Regions from separate parts of the Homo sapiens genome. Here region 2 is linked to region 1. A link is an interaction called in ENCODE POLR2A ChIA-PET data of the cell type or tissue named here. Cell type or tissue: CD4-positive, alpha-beta T cell. All regions are shown on one strand. Links, peaks and the distances in the headings refer to the core of each region. The heading gives the core; the rest is flanking DNA. Region 1 has its middle 8.7 kb from the start of CNIH4. Region 2 overlaps NVL (nuclear VCP like).

Evidence for each region. Peaks named below come from ENCODE experiments on the same cell type or tissue, not always from the same donor. Only the 100,000 strongest peaks of a DNase experiment are listed, where the experiment ranks them.
Region 2: POLR2A ChIA-PET joins it to region 1 with 6 read pairs; 5 of 35 experiments call an interaction of 5 or more read pairs at or near these places.

The regions. Positions count from the first base shown.
Region 1 is chr1:224,343,159-224,353,145 of GRCh38, forward strand. No RefSeq gene overlaps it. Among named protein-coding and RNA genes, the nearest start is that of CNIH4, 8.7 kb to the right of the region's middle. In CD4-positive, alpha-beta T cell, for the core only: no CTCF peak of the experiment used is centred there; a DNase peak (open chromatin) is centred at 5,203.
Region 2 is chr1:224,222,327-224,232,313 of GRCh38, forward strand. NVL (nuclear VCP like) reads right to left here. Exons shown (of 23, transcript NM_002533.4): 22 at 8,900-8,970; 23 at 5,019-5,344. The coding sequence ends at 5,300. It overlaps LOC101927164 (a long non-coding RNA gene), which reads left to right. Exons shown (of 3, transcript NR_110668.1): 2 at 1,088-1,502; 3 at 5,100-5,717. Among named protein-coding and RNA genes, the nearest start is that of MIR320B2, 30 kb to the right of the region's middle. In CD4-positive, alpha-beta T cell, for the core only: no CTCF peak of the experiment used is centred there; no DNase peak of the experiment used is centred there.

The DNA.
Region 1 (9,987 bases), core at 1,046-9,045:
TGTTGTTTGATGCATGAAAGTTTTAAGTCTGATGTAGTCCCATTTGTCTATTTTTTTCTTTTTGTTGCACATGCTTTTGGTGTTGTATGTAAGAAATTATTGCCAAATCCAATATCATAAAGATTTTCCCCTATGTTTTTCATGTAGGAGTTTTATAGTTTTAGGTCTTATGTTTTCCTTTCACTTTTTCTTTTCTTTTCTTTTCTTTTTTTTGAGACAGGGTTTCGCTCTTGTTGTGCAGACTGGAGTGCAATGGCATGATCTTGGCTCACTGCAAGCTCCGCTTCCTGGGTTCAAGCAATTCTCCTGCCTCAGCCTCCTCAGTAGCTGGGATTACAAGTGCCCACCACCACGCCCAACTAATTTTTTGCATTTTTAGTAGAGATGGGGTTTCACCATGTTGGCCAGTCTGGTCTCAAACTCCTGACCTCAAGTGATCTGCCTGCCTTGGCCTCCCAAAGTGCTGGGATTACAGGCGTGACCCACCATGACCGGCCCTCCTTTCACTTTTTAAGAATCATTTTGCTGGACATAAAATTCTTTGTTTGGAGAGTTTTTTCCCTTCTTTCTACACTTTATGTTATTCCAGTGCCACCTAGCCTCCATGGTTTCTGATGAGAAATCAGCTGTTAATCTTATTGAGCATCACTGGTATATAATTAATTGCTTCTCTCTTGTTACCTTCTGAATTCCTTCTTCGGCTTTCAATGGTTTGAATATGGCCTGCGTGATGGCTTATGCTTGTAATCCCAGCCCTTTGGGAGGCCAAGGCAGGAGGATTGCTTGAGCCTAGGATTTTGAGGTTACAATGAGCTATGTTCATGCAACCACACTCCAGGCTGGGTGACAGAATGAGACCTTGTCTCAAAAAAACGTTTGATTATGATTTGTCTCAGAAGGACTCTCTTTGAGCTTATCCTACTTGGGATTTGTTGAGGTCCTTGGTTGTGTAGAAACGTTCTTGTTTCTTTGCATACCTATTTTTCTGTTGTTGAAAACTGGACATTTTAGGGTTGTGTTTTGTTTTTGAGATGGGGTCTTTCTCTGTCACCCAGGCTGTAGTGCAGGGGTGTGATCACAGCTCACTGCAGCCTCGACCTGACAGGCTCAGCGTTCTCCCACCTCAGCCTTCCAAGTAGCTGGGACTACAGGTGCACACTACCATGCCTGGACAATTTTTCTCTTTTTTGTTTTTCTGGATTTTTTATAGAGATGGGATTTTGCCTTGCCCAGGCTGGTTTTGAACTCCTGGCTCATGTGATCTGCCCACTTCAGCCTCCCAAAGTGCTGGGATTATGGGCTTGAGCCACTGCCTTGGTCGGTTTCTTTTTTGAGGGTGGGTAGGGGGATGGAGTCTCCCTCTGTTGCCCAGGCTGGAGTGCAGTGACACAATCTCAGCTCTCTGCAACCTCCACCTCCCAGGTTCAAGAGATTCTTCTGCATTAGCCTCCCAAGTAGCTGGGATTACAGGTGCCTGCCACCATGTCTGGCTAATTTTTGTGTTTTTAGTAGAGACGGGATTTCACCACGTTGGCCAGGCTGCTCTTGAACTGCTGGCCTCAAGTGATCCTCCTGCCTTGGACTCCCAAAGTCCTGGAATTACAGGCATGATCCCAGGCCCTCAGTCTGTTTTTGACTTCTGCTGATCAATATATTACCTTTGAGATATCCATGTTTTGTGTATATCAGTAGTTCATTGTTTTCATTACTATTATTCTATTTTATGATTATGCCACAATTTGTTTATCTATTTGCCTGTTCATAATTGTCAGGTAATTTCCAGGTTTTTTTTCCTACATTTTCTTTTTTTTTAGAGATGAGGTCTCACTATGTTGCCCAGGTTAGAGTATAGTGGCTACTCACAAACACAATTATAGTGTACTACAGCCTCGAACTCCTGGGCTTACGTGATTCTCCTGTCTCAGCTTCCCAGGTAGCTGGGACTACAGGTACACACCACTGTGCACAACTCTCTAGTATTTTTAAGTGCATATTTATTCATATTACCTTATATATCTGAATCGTTTTTCTTTATGCACAATTGGTAATTTGCATTCAGTGACGTTTCTCTTTTTCAAGAATATTTTTGTTGTTGTTAATTTTATACTTTAGACAGCAATCCCATGTGTGCAGTGTAAATGTGAATTCAAGTCATATTTATAACCATGGTCCTGACCTGGACCTCTGATTTCTTTTGGGAAATTTCTTTTTTTTTTGAGATGGAGTTTCACTCTTTTTGCCCAGCCTGGAGTGCAATGGTGTAATCTTGGCTCACCACAACCTCTGCCTCCCTGGTTCAAGTGATTCTCCTGCCTTAGCCTCTTGAGTAGCTGGGATTACAGGCATGCGCCACCACCCCTGGCTAATTTTGTATTTTTAGTAGAGATGGGGGCTTCTCCATGTTGGTCAGGCTGGTCTTGAACTCCCAACCTCAGGTGATCTGCCCCCCTCGGCTTCCCAAAGTGCTGGGATTACAGATGTGAGCCACCGTGCCCAGCCTTTCTCTTCTTTTTTTTTTTTTTTTTTTTTTGAGATGGCATCTTGATCTTGTCACGCAGGCTGGAGTGCAGTGTCATTAGCTCACTGCAACCTCCCCCTCCCAGGGTCAAGCGATTCTCCTGCCTCAGCCTCTCGAGTAGATGGGATTACAGGCGCCCAACACCACACCTGTCTAATTTTTCTTTTTTAGTATTTTTAGTAGAGATGGGGTTTCAGCCTGTGGCCAGGCTGATCTCAAACTCTTGACCTCAGGTGATCTGCCCGCTTCAGCCTCCCAAAGTGCTGGGATTACAGGCGTGAGCCACTGTGCCTGGCCTCTTTTGGGGAATTTTGTTTTTTTACCCAAAGTGAAGCTTTTTTGAAATGTTCATTTGCTTTTTGTATCTCTTTATTAATCATAAACCCTGCTTATACATGGGACTGATCCATAGGATTCCTGTAATCAATGCCATATTTTCCTTGCTTATGAGGTTTCAGTTTTTGACTCTGTTCCCTACTTGGACAATAAAGTCCCAGTTGGCAATTGTTCGATCCATGAGTAGTTACAATTCCCTCAAGGGTTTTTCAGCTCTGCTTCACTGATTCCTCTAATTTGGGTTTATGAAACTAGGGTAATCCCACCTTTTAATGAATAAGTTTACTGTTTATTTTTAAAATTATTTTTATTTTTGTTTTTGAGTTGGGATCTTGCTCTTGTCACTCAGGCTGGTGTAGATTGGTGGGACCACAGCTCACTGTAACCTCAAACTCCTGGGCTCAAGTGATCCTCCTGACTCAGCCTCCCAAGTTACTGGGAATACACGCATGTACTACCACACTCAGCTGTTTTTTTAAAATTTTATTTTTGTAGAGAGAGGGTTTTACCCAGGCTAGTCTTGAACTCTTGGCTTCAAGTGAGTTCAAGATCCTGCTGCCCTGGCCTCCCAAAGTACTGGGGTAACGTGTGAGCCACCATGCCTGACCTAGTGTTTATTTTTTAATGTTGCTTTTTATGTGGCATTTGTGTTTGGCACTGGATGGAAGGAAGATAAATTCTGTGTCAATTAGGTTTATTGATGCAGATATTCAATCAATATTGACTGAATTTCTGTGTAAGAAGATTGAAGATATTGCTTTCCTGCTTTACTGCATATAGGGTTGCCAAGATTGTACCAAGATCACATTTTTTTCCTTTATACTATGATTCTATTTTTAAATTTGTGAATAAGGTGAGAGGTATGAGCCAAAGTTTTTGTTGTTGTTGTATATGGCTGTTTAGTGGTTCCAGAACAGTTTGTTCTGGAAAAGAATATAGCTTCTCCGTTAAATCGTCTTTGTATGTTTATCAAAAAAATTAATTGACCATATATTTGTGGGTCTATTTCTATATTCTTAATTTTGTTCCAAAATATCTATGCATCTATCTCTCCTTTCATGAATATCACAGTGTTTTGATTGTGGTAGCCCTTAGTACATCTTGAAATCAGGTAGTGTGAGCCCTTCAACTTTGCTCTTTTTCAAAATTGTCTTGGCTGTTGAAATTCCTTTGTCTTTCCATATAAATTTTAGAATACGGTTAAGATTTCTACAAAAATGCTAATATTGTTTTAATTGGATTGCATTGAACCTATAGATCTGTTTTGGAAGAACCGACATTTTAACAATATTGAGTCTTCTAATCCATGAACATGATTTTTTTTTTTTAGGTTTTTAGATTTTATTTAGGTTTTCTCTTTTCTCTCTTTCTTTCTTTCTTTCTGTCTGTCTGTCTTTCTTTCTTTCTTTTTCTTTCTTTTTTTTTTCTTCTGGGTCTTGCTGTCTCACCCAGGCTGGAGTGCACTGGTGTGATCATTGCTCACTGTAGCTCAACCTGCCAGGCTCAAGTCATCCACCCAACTCAGCCTCCCAAATAGCTGAGACTACAGACACACCACACGGCTGGCTAATTTTTGCATTTTTTGTAGAGATGGGGTTTCACCATATTGCCTAGGCTGGTCTCCAACCTCTGGGCTCAAGTGATCTACCCACCTTGGCTTCCCAAAGTGCTGGGATTACAGGCATGAGCCACTGCATCTGACCTATTTAGGTTTTCTTTTATTTCATCAGTGTCTTGTATTTATCACATACAGATCCCGGAGATATCTTAATAGACTTATTCCTAAGTATTTCATGATTTTTTATGATATTATAAGTAGTACTGTTTGGATTTTTTTTTTTTTTTTGAGACAGGGTCTCTGTCACCCAGGCTGGAGTGCAGTGGTGTGATCTGGTCTCACTGCAACCTCCACCTCCCGGATTCAAGCTATTCTCCTGCCTCAACCTCCCCAGTAGCTGGGATGACAGGTGCCCCCCACCATGTCTGGCTAATTTTTATATTTTTAGTAGAGATGGGTTTTCACCATGTTGGCCAGGCTGGTCTCGAACTCCTGACCTCAGGTGATCTGCCTGCCTTGGCCTCCCAAAGTGCTGAGATTACAGGCATGAACCACCATGCCTAGCCTACTGTTTTGATTTTTAACTGGCAATTGCTAGTATATGGAAATGCAATTAATTTTTGTGTGTTAACCTTGTGTCCTCTCTTTGCTAATAATACAGTCTATGTAGACAAAATTGATTACTTCATTTCCAGCCTATAAATATTTTTTTCTTGCCTTATTGTGCTGACTAGACATAACAGAAGAAAAACAAGGTGCAACAATGAAAACAGGAAGATTGAGGGTTTGCCCTATGACTTCACTTCTTTGATGGATCTAAGAAGAGTTTTTGATTTTTCAGTTTGTTTGGGTTTTTACTTGTAAGAACAGAGTTGCTACTTTTAGGTCTGTACGTGCTAAACCAGAAACCCTAACGGTTCAGTTTATACTTTTAAAATATAACACATATTTTATTTTACTTATGTATTTTATTATATTATATTTTTTTGAGGCAAGGTCTCGCTCTGTTCCCCAGGATGAAGTGCAGTGGCATGATCATGGCTAACTGCAGCCTCGACCCCCTGGTCTCAAGTGATCCTCCCATCTCAGCCTCTTGAGTCACTTGGACTATAGACATGTTACACCATGCCTCGCTAATAGAACATGTATTTTAAAACAAAAATTATATTAACACACAAACACCATTTATTGTTTTTTATCCTGATAATTTCTTTCTCCCAAATTTTGTATTCCTTGTAGTTGAGACATTGCAACCTTTTTTTTTTTTTTTTTTTTTTTTTTTACTTTCACCAGTATTGTTTAATACATGTTGCTTCATTTCTCTGTGAACATTTGGTGTTGTCAGGGTTTTTTTTTTTTTTAAAGCTATTCTCCTAAGTGTGAAGTAGTATCTAATTGCAGTTTTAAAGCATTTCTCTGCTGAGCACTGCTACATGTACTTATTGACCATTCACACATCTACTTAAAACTTTTGCCTAAGGTTGTAAAGATGTTCTAAATTTTCTTCTGGAAGAGTTACAGTTTTAACTTACACATTTAGGTTTATCGCATATTGCTAATTAATTTTTGTGTATGATGTGAGGTAGAGATTGAGGCTCATGTTTTCATAGTTTTTTTCTGGTTGTTTCAGCTCAATCTTTTTTTTTTTTTTTTTTTTTTTTTTAGTATTTATTGATCATTCTTGGGTGTTTCTCGGAGAGGGGGATTTGGCAGGGTCATAGGACAATAGTGGAGGGAAGGTCAGCAGATAAACATGTGAACAAGGGTCTCTGGTTTTCCTAGGCAGAGGACCCTGCGGCCTTCCGCAGTGTTTGTGTCCCTGGGTACTTGAGATTAGGGAGTGGTGATGACTCTTAAGGAGCATGCTGCTTTCAAGCATCTGTTTAACAAAGCACATCTTGCACCGCCCTTAATCCATTTAACCCTGAGTGGACACAGCACATGTTTCAGAGAGCACGGGGTTGGGGGTAAGGTTATAGATTAACAGCATCCCAAGGCAGAATAATTTTTCTTAGTACAGAACAAAATGGAGTCTCCTATGTCTACTTCTTTCTACACAGACACAGTAACAATCTGATCTCTCTTTCTTTTCCCATTTCCCCCTTTTCTATTCGACAAAACCGCCATCGTCATCATGGCCCGTTCTCAATGAGCTGTTGGGTACACCTCCCAGACGGGGTGGCGGCCGGGCAGAGGGGCTCCTCACCTCCCAGACGGGGTGGCCGGGCAGAGGCGCCCCCCACCTCCCGAACGGGGCGGCTGGCCGGGCGGGGGCTGCCCCCCACCTCCCTCCTGGACGGGGCGGCTGCCGGGCGGAGATGCTCCTCACTTCCCAGACGGGGCGGCTGCTGGGCGGAGGGGCTCCTCACTTCTCAGACGGGGCGGCCAGGCAGAGACGCTCCTCACCTCCCAGACGGGGTGGCAGTCGGGCAGAGACACTCCTCAGATCCCAGATGGGGTCGCGGCCAGGCAGAGGCGCTCCTCACATCCCAGACGGGGCATCGGGGCAGAGGAGCTTCCCACATCTCAGAGGATGGGCGGCGGGCAGAGACGCTCCTCACTTCCTAGATGGGATGGCAGCTGGGAAGAGGCACTCCTCACTTCCCAGACTGGGCGGCTGGGCAGAGGGGCTCCTCACATCCCAGACGATGGGCGGCCAGGCAGAGACGCTCCTCACTTCCCAGACGGGGTGGCTGCCGGGCAGAGGCTGCAATCTCGGCACTTTGGGAGGCCAAGGCAGGCGGCTGGGAGGTGGAGGTTGTAGCGAGCCAAAATCACGCCACTGCACTCCAGCCTGGGCAAGATTGAGCACTGAGTGAGCGAGACTCTGTCTGCAATCCCGGCACCGTGGGAGGCACAGGCGGGCAGATCACTCGCGGTCAGGAGCTGGAGACCAGTCCGGCCAACACTGCGAAACCCCGTCTCCACCAAAAAATACAAAAACCAGTCAGGTGTGGCGGCGCACGCCTGCAATCCCAGGCACTCGGCAGGCTGAGGCAGGAGAATCAGGCAGGGAGGTTGCAGTGAGCTGAGATGGCGGCAGTACAGTCCAGCCTCGGCTGGACATCAGAGGGAGACCGTGGAAAGTGGGAGACGGGAGAGGGAGACGGGAGAGGGATAGGGATAGGGAGAGGGAGAGGGAGAGGGAGAGGGAGAGGGAGAGGGAGAGCCCATTTTTTAAGTAGGATAAGAGACAGCGGCTATCTTAATTTTATGGTAATTCAATCATTACCACTGATTATGGTACCAGCTTTTAAAATTTTCCCAGGATAAAATAGCAGATAAAGAATGTGAAATATGGTCCAGCACAGTGGCTCACGCTTGTAATCCCAGCACTTTGGCAGGCCAAGGTGGGCAGATCACTTGAGGCCAGGAGTTTGAGACCAGCCTGGCCAACATGGCGAAACCCCGTCTCAACTGAAAACACAAAAATTAGCTTTGTCTTTTCATATAAATTTTGGAATATGGTTAAGATTTCTGCAAAAAATGCTACTATTGTTGCATGGTGGCATGTGCCTGTAGTCCCAGCCACTTGAACTGGGGAGGCGGAGGTTGCAGCGAGCTGAGATGGCATTACTGCACTCTAGCCTGGGCGACAGAGTGGGACTCTTGCCTCAAAAAAAAAAAAAAAAAAAATGCGAAATAGCTTGTATTTCCTACTCCATCTCGGGGAATACATGTGAGATGAGGTTTATGATTTTGATAAAATCTGGACTAATATAAATAAAATCTGTCATGATAGTGTGGATCATTCATTCAGGAACCATTTATTAACCACCAGCTATTTATAGAATAGAAAGTATTGGGATATAAAAATTAATAAAATCTGTTACTTTTATCATAATCTAAAGCAGGGGTGTCTAATCTTTTGGCTTCTTTGGGCCACACTGGAAGAATTGTCCTGGGCCACATATAAAACACACTAACACTAATGATAGCTGATGAGATGAAATAAAAAAAATGGCAAAAACAATTTCATAACGTTTTAATAAAGTTTATAAATTTATGGTAGATTGCATTCAATGCCGTTCTGGACCACATGTGGCGTATGGGCAATGGGCTGAACAAGCTTGATCAAACGTGTTCTGTCCAGAATTGGTGGGTTTTTGGTCTCACTGACTTTAAGAATGAAGCCACGGACCCTCGTGGTGTTACAGCTCTTAAGGTGGCACATTTGGAATTTGTTCCTTCTGATGTTCAGATGTGTTCGGAGTTTCCTCCTTCCGGTGGGTTCGTGGTCTCACTGGCTCAGGAGTGAAGCTACAGACCTTCGCGCTGTCACAGCTCATAAAGGCAGCGTGGACCCAAAGAGTGACAAACAGCAGGATTTATTGCAAAGAGCAAAAGAACAAACCTTCCACACTGTGGAAGTGGACCCGAGTGGGTTGCCACTGCTCGCTGGGGCAGCCTGCTTTTATTCTCTTATCTGGCCCCACCCACATCCTGCTGATTGGTAGAGCCCAGTGGTCTGTTTTGACAGGGTGCTGATTGGTGCCTTTACAATCCCTGAGCTAGACACAAACGTTCTCCACATCCGCACCAGAGTAGCTAGATACAGAGGGTGGACTGGTGCATTCACAAACTCTGAGCTAGACACAGGGTGCTGATTGGTGTGTTTACAAACCTTGAGCTAGATACAGAGTGCCGATTGGTGTATTTACAATCCCTGAGCTAGACATAAAGGTTCTCCAAGTCCCGACCAGAGTAGCTACATACAGATTGTCGATTGGTGCATTCACAAACCCTGAGCTAGACACAGGGTGCTGATTGGTGTGTTTACAAACCTTGAGCTAGATACAGAGTGCCAATTGGTGTATTTACAATCCCTTAGCTAGACATAAAGGTTCTCCACGTCCCCACCAGACTCAGGAGCCCAGCTGGCTTCACCCAGTGGATTCACCACGGGGGCTGCAGGTGGAGCTGCCTGCCAGTCCCGTGCCGTGCGCCGGCATTCCTCAGCCCTTGGGTGGTGGATGGGACTGGGCGCCGTGGAGCAGGGAGCGGCGCTCGTCGGGGAGGCTCGGGCCGTACAGGAGCCCACGGAGGTCGGGGAGGCTCAGGCATGGCGGGCCGCAGGTCCCGAGCCCTGCCCGGCGGGAAGGCAACTAAGGCCCGGTGAGAAATTGAGCACAGCAGCTGCTGGCCCAGGTGCTAAGCCTCTCACTGCCCAGGGCCGGCGGGGCCCGCGGGGCCGGCTGGCAGCTCCCAGTGCAGGGCCCGACGAGCCTACGCCCACCCAGAACTCGCGCTGGCCCACAAGCACAGCACGCAGCCCCGGTTCCCGCCCGCGCCTCTGCCTCCACACCTCCCCGCAAGCTGAGGGAGCCGGCTCCGGCCTTGGCCAGCCCAGAAGGGGGCTCCCACAGTGCAGCGGCGGGCTGAAGGACTCCTCAAGTGGCGCCAAAGTGGGAGCCCAGGCAGAGGAGGCGCCGAGAGCGAGCGAGAGCGAGTGAGGGCTGTGACGATTGCCAGCACGCTGTCACCCCTCAGTGTGACTGGCTAAGCACATAAGGAAGATAGTTGATGAGTATTTTTTTTCACCTTAAGATAACTGAGTATGTAATGAATATTCTGA
Region 2 (9,987 bases), core at 739-8,738, 120 kb before region 1:
GACCAGGCTAGTCTCAAACTCCTGACCTCAGGTGATTTGCCTGCCTCGGCCTCCCAAAGCATTGGGATTACAGGCATGAGCCACTGTGTCTGGTTCATATGACAAAGTCAAACTTCTATTACCTGGTGAGCAAACATTAAAAATTCTCACCTGGAGGAGCTGTGCCCCAGCAGTCTAATTTGGACAAACATGTTGTTGAAGAACAGTTCATTCACTTCACTTTATTCAATGCTTCCTGCATGCCAGAATCCGGGCTGGGTGCTACAGAGACACTGACTGACAGAATCCTTGCCCTTGGCCAGGCACAGGTGCTCACGCCTGTAATCCCAGCACTTTGAGAGGCTGAGGTGGGTGGATCACTTAAGTCCAGGAGTTCAAGATCTGCCTGGTCAACATGGTGAAACCTCGTCTCTACTAAAAATACAAAAATCAGCCGGGTGTGGTGGCACGCGGCTGCAATCCTAGCTACTCGGGAGGCTGAGGCAGGAGAATCCCTTGAACCTGGGAGGCAGAGGTTGCAGTGTGCCGAGATCATGCCACTACACTCCAGCCTGGGCAACAGAGGGAGACTCCGTCACCAAAAAAAAAGAAAGAAAAAGAAAAACAAATGCTGATAATAGTGATAAGCGTAAGTCTCATAATCCAAAGCAAAAGTGATAAGGTTAGAGTCTGAATCATGAGCAATACCATCTCACCCAAATCTATTTGGCTTCTCAGCTTTGGAAGGTGAGTAGTGCAATTTCAAATAGTGAGGGATTTGTCCAAAAAATGTATCCAAATCTGTTCAGTTCCTGAGTTCAAACAGTGAGATCTAGAATAGTGACAGATACAAAGTATAGAATACTATACTTTTACCTAAGTTATATCTACTTATACTTTTTAGGGTAATAAGGCATTTTACAACATTTTTACCTTTTGGAAATAAGATCTTCCAGTAAATACTACTTGGACATGTTTTCAGCAATAACCTACATACAAACATGAGAGACCACCTGCTTCTTCCCACTGACACCAGCCCCTCCCTTATCCAGGCCTTTGTTCTCTGCTCAGGTCATTTACCTCCTTCCTTCATCTTCTTTGCCTTCAGGATTCCGCTGACACATTGCATTCTTGGGAGAACCTTCCAATTCCAATTATGGACTAGCTGCTCCTACCCTGTGCTCTTCGCTTGGTGACTATTCTTATCCCTTTTCAGCCCTTCTCACACTGTTTTGTGACTGTCTCTTTATCTGTATTAAGTTGGATATGAATTTGGCTCCTTTCACACAGACCAAAATATAAATAGCTTAAGCAATATAAAGATCACACACACAAGTGAGGCAAATGACCATCTGAGGGTTGAGGAAACTCTGCTGCAAGGGTTGCCCACGATCCTGGTTTCTTGTGTTTTATTACTTTGTCATTCCCTAGGATGTTGTCTCCATTTACAAGGCCAAAACAGGTTCATCATCAGCTCATCACTCTCTAGTCCCGGGAAGGGCAGCATGGAGTTAAAATGACAGGTAGCACCTTCTTTTTTAAACAAGTTATGACTTTTCAAGGACATAGCCAGGGTCTTTGCTTCTGGGAGAAGGTGTGTTGAGTTCAATGTAGGCTGCCCTGAGTTAATGATGGGTTAATGCAACCCAAGTCACTTCCTTATAAGGATGTAACCAGAAGCTGTTCCCATCGCTTCTGTTTATATTATACTAGCCAGATGTTTGTTAGTCACTTTCCTGGCAGCAAGAGCCCTTCTTACTAAAAGGTAGAAGAAAAGAATGGACATTATAGGGCGATAAGCTCTCTGCCACACACACCACACTGGGCATTAAGTTCTGAGTTTGTTCACCATTATGTTAGTAATGCTCAGTACAAAGTGTTTAATGAAATGGCTAAATCTTTGACAGTGCTAGAACAGAGGACATAATTCCGGGAGTTTCTGAACAGAGGACTGGATCTTTTTCACAAGAGAAAGAAAAGTTAGACCGCTGTAGACCAGAATTCAGACTGTTCCGCGAGTCCCCTTGAACAGGCTCTGAACCTTGTTCTTTTTGATGATATGGGGATAACTCTATTTGATCCCTAGTATGAGTTGGGAGCGTTAAGATAACATTTGGCAGTGTGTAGTACACAGATCATGCTGAAAAATATGATCTTCCCTTCCATTTGCAGAAGTGCTGGCAACATCCACTGTCACACTACCTGTCGCAGTATCTGCCTGCTGTTCAACATGTACCATACCTGACTGGCAAAGCCAACGAACACGCAGCCAGTCTGCTCTCTTATGCGTTCTACATTTTATGTCGAGGTTAAGCTAAACTACCAGCAAGTTGGATACTTAGACCTAACATTTAATAGTCAAGAAGATTTTTGCTTTTTCTCATAACCCACATCTATGATATACCTGACTGTGTTTCTCAGGATTGGGTGGATGTCAAGCAGAGTTGAATCTGCTCCTCAAATTTAAGACCTTCTGGTGCATATTCCAATTTTCCCTTCATTCTTTTTTTTTTTTTTTTGAGACAGAGTCTCACTCTGTCACCAGGTTGGAGTGCAGTGGCACGATCTCGGCTCACTGCAACCTCTGCCTCCTGAGTTCAAGCAATTCTCTTGCCTCAGCCTCCCGAGTAGCTGGGACTACAGGCCATGCCACCACACCCAGCTAATTTTTGTATTTTTAGTAGAGACGGGGTTTCACCATATTGATCAGGATGGTCTTGATCTCTTGACCTCGTGATCCGCCCGCCTTGGCTTCCCAAAATGTTGGAATTACAGGCGTGAGCCACCGCACCCGGCTTCCCTTCATTCTTAATCACCTACCTTTAGTATGTGATCCTGATTTGCCTTTTTTTTTCTTTTTTGGTGTTCCCTCTTCTGGTGTCCTAAGGTACCCTCTTCTTCATGCCCTTTCACTGGGCATGGTCATACTCTGCTGAGATGTCTGAATCCTTCTGCGAACTCCTCAGAAAAACGACTGTGTTGGCTGGGCACAGTGACTCACGCCTGTAATCCCAGCACTTTGGGAGGCCAAGGTGGAAGGATAACAAGGTCAGGAGATCGAGACCATCCTGGCTAACACGGTGAAACCCCGTCTCTACTAAAAATACAAAAAATTAGCCGGGCGTGGTGGCAGGCACCTGTAGTCCCAGCTACTTGGGAGGCTGAGGCAGGAGAATGGCAGGAACCCGGGAGGTGGAGGTTGCAGTGAGCCGAGATTGCACCACTGCACTCCAGCCTGGGCAACACAGCAAGACTCCGTCTCAAAAAAAGAAAAAAAAAAAGACTGTTTTATTGACCTTTGTAACCCTGATTTGCTTTTAGTAACATTTTTTCACCACATTCTTTTTGTAAATTTTTTTTTTTTTTGAGACAGAGTCTCACTCTGTTGCCTAGGCTGGAGTGCAGTGGTGCGATCTTGGCTCACTGCAACCTCCGCCTCCGGGTTCATGCGATTCTCCTGCCTCAGCTTCCTGAGTAGCTGGGATTACAGGTGCCTGCCACCACGCCCGGCTAATTTTCATATTTTTAGTAGAGACGGGGTTTCACCATGTTGGCCAGGTTGGTCAAGAACTCCCGACCTCAGGCGATCTGCCCGCCTTGGCCTAGTGCTGGGATTACAGGCATAAGCCACCACGCCTGGCCTTGTAACATTTTTTTTTCTTTTTGTAGAGATGTGGGGGGTCTCACTATGTTGCCCAGGCTGCTCTCGAACTCCTGAACTCAAGTGATCCTCCCACTTAGGCCTCCCAAACATGCTAGGATTACAGGCATGTGCCACTGTGACTGGTCCACATTCTTAAAAGTAGCCTAAAAATTTTTGTAGAATGAGGTGAAGTAAAAATTTAAGAAGAAAGAAAAGTAGGTAACCCGACCCATCTATATATAACTTCCGGATATATTGTGAGCAACACTGTAAATTATGAGTTGAACACAACAAAAATCAAGCCCTTCACAAAGTATTGCCTAGGGACTCATCAAACATATAGAGGCCAAAGGAGAGTCAAATCTGGGACAGTTTGAATATCATAATGATAATAATGGATAATATATTAAAAATAGTAATACTTGACTTTGATGAGGAATGGACTTTATAGAGTTTCAAAGTAACTTCCCATAAAATACACATACATTACAAAGTGAAAAAAAAAGAGTAAAGAGTAACTTTGTAGTGTGAGAAACCTGGAAGAACTACCTCAAGTGATCACAGTGAACATCATGAGTAACAGGACAAACTGAAATCGCATGCCACATGACAAGCGCACAGTGTCACTTTGTAATCTGCCAAAGATGCATAACTTGAGTCTAATCACAAGGAAAACATCAGACACATCCACACTCAAGGAATTTTACAAAGTAACTGGCCTGAAACCTTCACAAGTGTCAAAAGTCAAACCTGAAGAAATGTTCCACGCTTAAAAGAGATTAAAGAATGTAGCAACTAACTGCAGTGGCCTCCTTTTAAAGCAGTGGTCCCCAACCTTTTAGGCTCAGGCACTGGTTTCGTGGAAGATAATTTTTCCACAGACAGGGTCAGGGGAGGTGGTTTCAGGAAGAAACTGTTCCACCTCAGATCATCAGGCATCAGATTCTCATAAGGAGGGTACAACCTAGGTCCCTCAAGTGCACAGTTCACAACAGGGTTCACGCTTCTATGAAAGTCTAATGCTGCCACTGATCTAACAGGAGGTGGAGCTAAGGCAGTAATGCTCGCTCGCCCACCACTAACCTCCCACTGTGCGTCCTGGTTCCTAACAGGAGACAGATAGGTACCTGTCTCCAACCTGGGGGTTAGGGACCTGTTTTAAAGGACATTATCAGGACAACTAGAGGAACGTGAATGGAGGAGGATTAGATGGCAGTGATGTATCAATGTATTAATTCCCTGACTTTGATGGTGGGTTATGTAGGAGAATATCTTCAAGTGTAGAAAATACACATGACAGTATTTGGGAGTGATAGGGCATCAGGTTGGCACTTATTCCTAGATGGTTGTGGAAGGCGGGGGAGGAGATCTCTGTAACTTTTCTGTATAGTCAAAATAGTTCAAAGTAAAAGTTTTATTTGAAAAATGTAACAGTCATTTTATTTCAGCAGTTTAAAAATTGTCCTTTTTCTTAAAGAGGAAGAAGGCATTTTCACACAAGGCTGGCCAGATGGGAAGAATCTTCAGCTTCAGCTTCAGCTTGGCCTCATTCATTTGAAAATAAAATGTTTACATGAGGCCGCGCCTGTGTCCAGCTGAAAGTGGGTCCTTCAGAGCGTGTGGGGGATTCTCTGCCGGCTTGATGGGCTAGCTCCTCTAAGCCGGCTGCTGGAGACATCACCGGCTGAGGGACTCCTGCAAACGTTCATACATGATTTGATCCTGAAAGGAGGGAGAACACAGAATACAGAGACCGTCACTGCTTGTTTTGGGCTGAATGGTGCCCCCCAAAATTCACATGCTGCAGTCCGCACCCGCAGGACCTCAGAATGTGATTGTAACTGGAGAGAGGGTCTTTATAGAGGAGACTGGATTAAAATGAGGTCATACAGGTAGACTCTTATCCAATATGACTGCTCTCCTTACAAAAAGAGGGGATTAGGGCACAGGAGGGAAGAGCATGTGCGCAGAGGGAAAAGCACATGCAGGCGCTGGGAGAAGACAGCCATCAGTGAGGACAAAGGCTCCAGAAGAACCAATCCTGCCCAACACTCTCCAGAACTGTGAGAAAATAAATTTTCCACTTTTTAAGCCACCCAGTCTGTGGTACTTTGTCATAGTAGCTCCTGCTGACTAACTTACTGTTGAAGAGAGGTGATATTTTACCTTCCTGCATCTAAATCCTAATCTAAATCCTACACATGCTCCTTTCCACAGGGGACTCCATGACATTCACAATCGTTGACTCAAGTTTTCCTAAAAAATCAGGTCAAGAGTCTTATGTCTATCTAATTAGTGAAGAAAGCACAATTCTAAACTACACTGAATCCAGATGGAAAGGAGGCAAAGGCAGAAGCTTCTTTTTTTGTTTTTTGAAACGGAGTCTCACTCTGTCGCCCAGGCTGGAATGCAGCGGTGCAATCTCGGCTCACTGCAATCTCTGCCTCCTGGGTTCAAGGGATTCCCCTGCCTCGGCCTCCTGAGTAGCTGGAACTACAGGTGCGCACCACTACGCCCGGCAAATTTTTTGCATTTTAGTAGAGATGGGGTTTCACCATGTTGGCCAGGATGGTCTCAAACTCCTGACCTCATGATCCACCCGCCTCGGCCTCTCAAAGTGCTGGGATTACAGGTGTGAGCCACTGCGCCAGGCCGGGAAAGTAGAAGCTTCTTACACTACATTAACATTCATAAGAAACTGCCAGAATGGGCCGGGCGCGGTGGCTCACACCTGTAATCCCAGCACTTTGGGAGGCTGAGATGGGTGGATCACGAGGTCAGGAGATCGAGACCATCCTGGCTAACATGGTGAAACCCTGTCTCTACAAAAATACAAAAAAATTAGCTGGGCATGGTGGCGGGCGCCTGTAGTCCCAGCTACTCGGGAGGCTGAGGCAGGAGAATGGTGTGAACCTGGGAGGCGGAGCTTGCAGTGAGCCGAGATCGCGCCATTGCGACAGAGCGAGACTCCGTCTCAAAAAAAAAAAAAAAAAAAAAAGAAATTGCCAGAATGTTTTCCAGTGTGGTTGTATCTACATTTTCAGCAACAATGTATAAGAGTTCCAGGCCAGGCGTGGTGGCTCAGGCCTGTAACCCAGCACTTTGGGAGGCTGAGGCGGGCCAATCACCTGAGGTTGGGAGTTGGAGACCAGGCTGACCAACATGGAGAAACCCTGTCTCTACTAAAAATACAAAAAATTAGCCGGGTGTGGTGGCACATGCCTGTAATCCCAGCTACTCGGGAGGCTGAAGCAGGAGAATAGCTTGAACTCAGGAGGCAGAGGTTGTGGTGAGCTGCGATTGTGCCATTGCATTCCAGCCTGGGCAACAAGAGTGAAACTCTGTCTCAAAAAAATAAATAAATAAATAAATAAATAAAAAGAGTTCCAGCTGTTTCATATCCTTGCCACCATTTAGTGTTGCCAATATTTTAAATTTTAGTCATTGTGGTAGGTGTGTAGTAGAATCTCACTGTGGTCAAATTAAAAAAAAATTTTTTTTTTTGAGACGGAGTCTCAATCTGTCGCCCAGGCTGGAGTGCAGTGGTGCAATCTTGGCTCACTGCAACCTCTGCCTCCCAGGTTCAAGCGATTCTTCTGCTTCAGCCTCCTGAGTAGCTGGGACTACAGGTGCGCAGTAGCTGGGACTACAGGTGCGCGCCCAGCTAATTTTTGTATTTTTAGTAGAGATGAGATTTCACTATATTGGCCAGGCTGGTCTTGAACTCCTGACTTCGTGATCTGCCCGCCTCAGCCTCCCAAAGTGCTGGGATTACAGAAGTGAGCCACCGCGTCTGGCAAATTAACATTTTAAATGTTGGGTGGCAATTCCACTCCTGTGTATTCATCCCAAAGAAATACTTGAAGTGTGTTTTTTCTTCTGTGTTTATTTGTTTGTTTTTGAGACAAGGTTTCGTTCTGTAACCGAGGCTGGAGTACAATGGTGTGATCATGGCTCAGTGTAGCCTCAACCTCCTGGGCTCAAGTAATCCTTCTGCCTCGGTCTCCTAAGTAGCTGGGACTACAGGTGCATGACACCATGCCTGGCTAAGTTTTAATTTTTTTGTAGAGACAGGGTCTCACCATGTTGCCCAGGCTGATCTTGAACTCCTGGGCTCAAGCCATTCTCCCACCTCTGCCTCCTGAGTAGCTGAGATAACAGGCATAAGCCCCTGTGCCCAGCTCCAGAGTGATTTTTTTTTAACCCTTCTCCCACCTATGGTGAAGATGTTTTTATTTCCCTGAAATGTATGGGTAAGTCCCTATGGCTTAGTTTGGGTACAGTCTAGCTCCAAGAAATACAAAGCCATTTATCAAAAAGCGTAGAGTAGGTCAAATAATACTTGAATCAGATGATTAAAATTCTGAGATTGTGGGCTGGGCGCAGTGGCTCACGCCTGTAATCCCAGCACTTTGGGAGGCCAAGGCGGGTGGATCACGAGGTCAAGAGTTTGAGACCAGCCTCACCAATATGGTGAAACCCTGTCTCTACTAAAAATACAAAAAATTAGCCAGGCATGGTGGTGCGCACCTATAGTCCCAGCTACTCAGGAGGCTGAGACAGAAGAATCGCTTGAACCCAGGAGGCAGAGGTTGCAGTGAGCCAAGATCATGCCACTACACTCCAGACTGGGTGACAGAGCGAGACTCTGTCTCAAAAAAATAAAAAAAAAATCTGAGATTGTGGAGGCAGAAGAGGTCATTCTCTTTCTGAATAAAGTTGTTAGAGAATCTAGTTAGGAAAACTGTGTTCTAGTCCCTAAGAAACATATAAAATTAAAATCTCTCAAGAACATTCTCACAAAGGCAATTATTTTGCTTGTTTTCAGATCAAAATGAACCATGTAATTTCTTTTTAGGAAGTAGAAGTAGTATACAAAACAATCTGTAAAAGAGTTTAATTCAGCCGGGCGCGGTGGCTCACGCCTGTAATCCCAGCACTTTGGGAGGCAGAGACGGGCGGATCACGAGGTCAGGAGATCGAGACCATCCTGGCTAACATGGTGAAACCCCGTCTCTACTAAAAATGCAAAAAATTAGCCGGGGATGGTGGCGGGCACCTGTAGTCCCAGCTACTTGGGAGGCTGAGGCAGGAGAATGGTGTGAACCCGGGAGGCAGAGCTTGCAGTGAGCAGAGATCGCACCACTGCACTCCAGCATGGACGACAGAGCAAGACTCCGTCTCAAAAAAAAAAAAAAAGAGTTTAATTCATGAGGTCATATCTACTGGTCTAAAATTCTAGTTTCCTTTCTCTATGCATTTAATGGCATTGCTTACCTTTTTTGATATAGATGATCTTACTTTCTTGAAAGCTTCTTCAAAATGCTTATGACTAACCTTGAGTTCACCTATGGAGTAAATGCACAAATATACACATCTCAGTATCGTATGGTAACTGACTTAGAACTTAACTTCCTTTGAAAGACTTCAAAACTTTCAAGGGGTCCACTAAAGAGATCAGTGATGAGATGGGCTCTGTTCTTTTTCAGAACAGTATTCTAGCCAGATATATTCTGCTCATCAGATTTTAATCCAAAACCACCCAAAGAGATCTGCCACTCATAAGTTGGTAACTTTTTGTAGGCCTCTTTGCATTGTTTAACTTAATGGTGATGCCTATGAACAAGAGCCAGAATTATTCAGATAATTCAAATAAATGTAACTGGAATAGAAAGTAGGATTCCATAGTATTAATATTTAAGAGTATGCAACACACAATGAGATCTTATGGAGCCATAATATCATAGAATATTTTATATATAATATATCTCAGCACTGGTTTAGAAGGGAGCTTTAGGTCGGGCGCGGTGGCTCAGGCTTGTAATCCCAGCACTTTGGGAGGCCGAGGTGGGCGGATCATGAGATCAGGAGTTCGAGACCAGCCTGACCAATATGGTGAAATCCCGTCTCTACTAAAAATACAAAAAAAATTAAGTGGGTGTGGTGGCACACGCCTGTAGTCCCAGCTACTCGGGAAGCTGAGGCAGGAGAATTGCTTGAACCAGGAGGTGGAGGTTGCAGTGAGCCGAGATCGCGGCACTGCACTCCAGCCTGGGCGACAGAGCAAGACTCAAGTTTAGAAAATAAATAAATAAATAAATAAAAATACAGACAGGGAGGCCGGGCGCAGTGGCTCACACCTGTAATCCCAGCACTTTGGGAGGCCGAGGCAGGCGGATCACGAAGTCAGGAGATCGAGACCATCCTGGCTAACATGGTGAAACCCCGTCTCTACTAAAAATACAAAAAAAAAAATTAGTCAGGTGTGGTGGCCGGCGCCTGTAATCCTAGCTACTTGGGAGGCTGAGGCAGGAGAATGGCATGAACCCGAGAGGCGGAGCTTGCAGTGAGCCAAGATCGCGCCA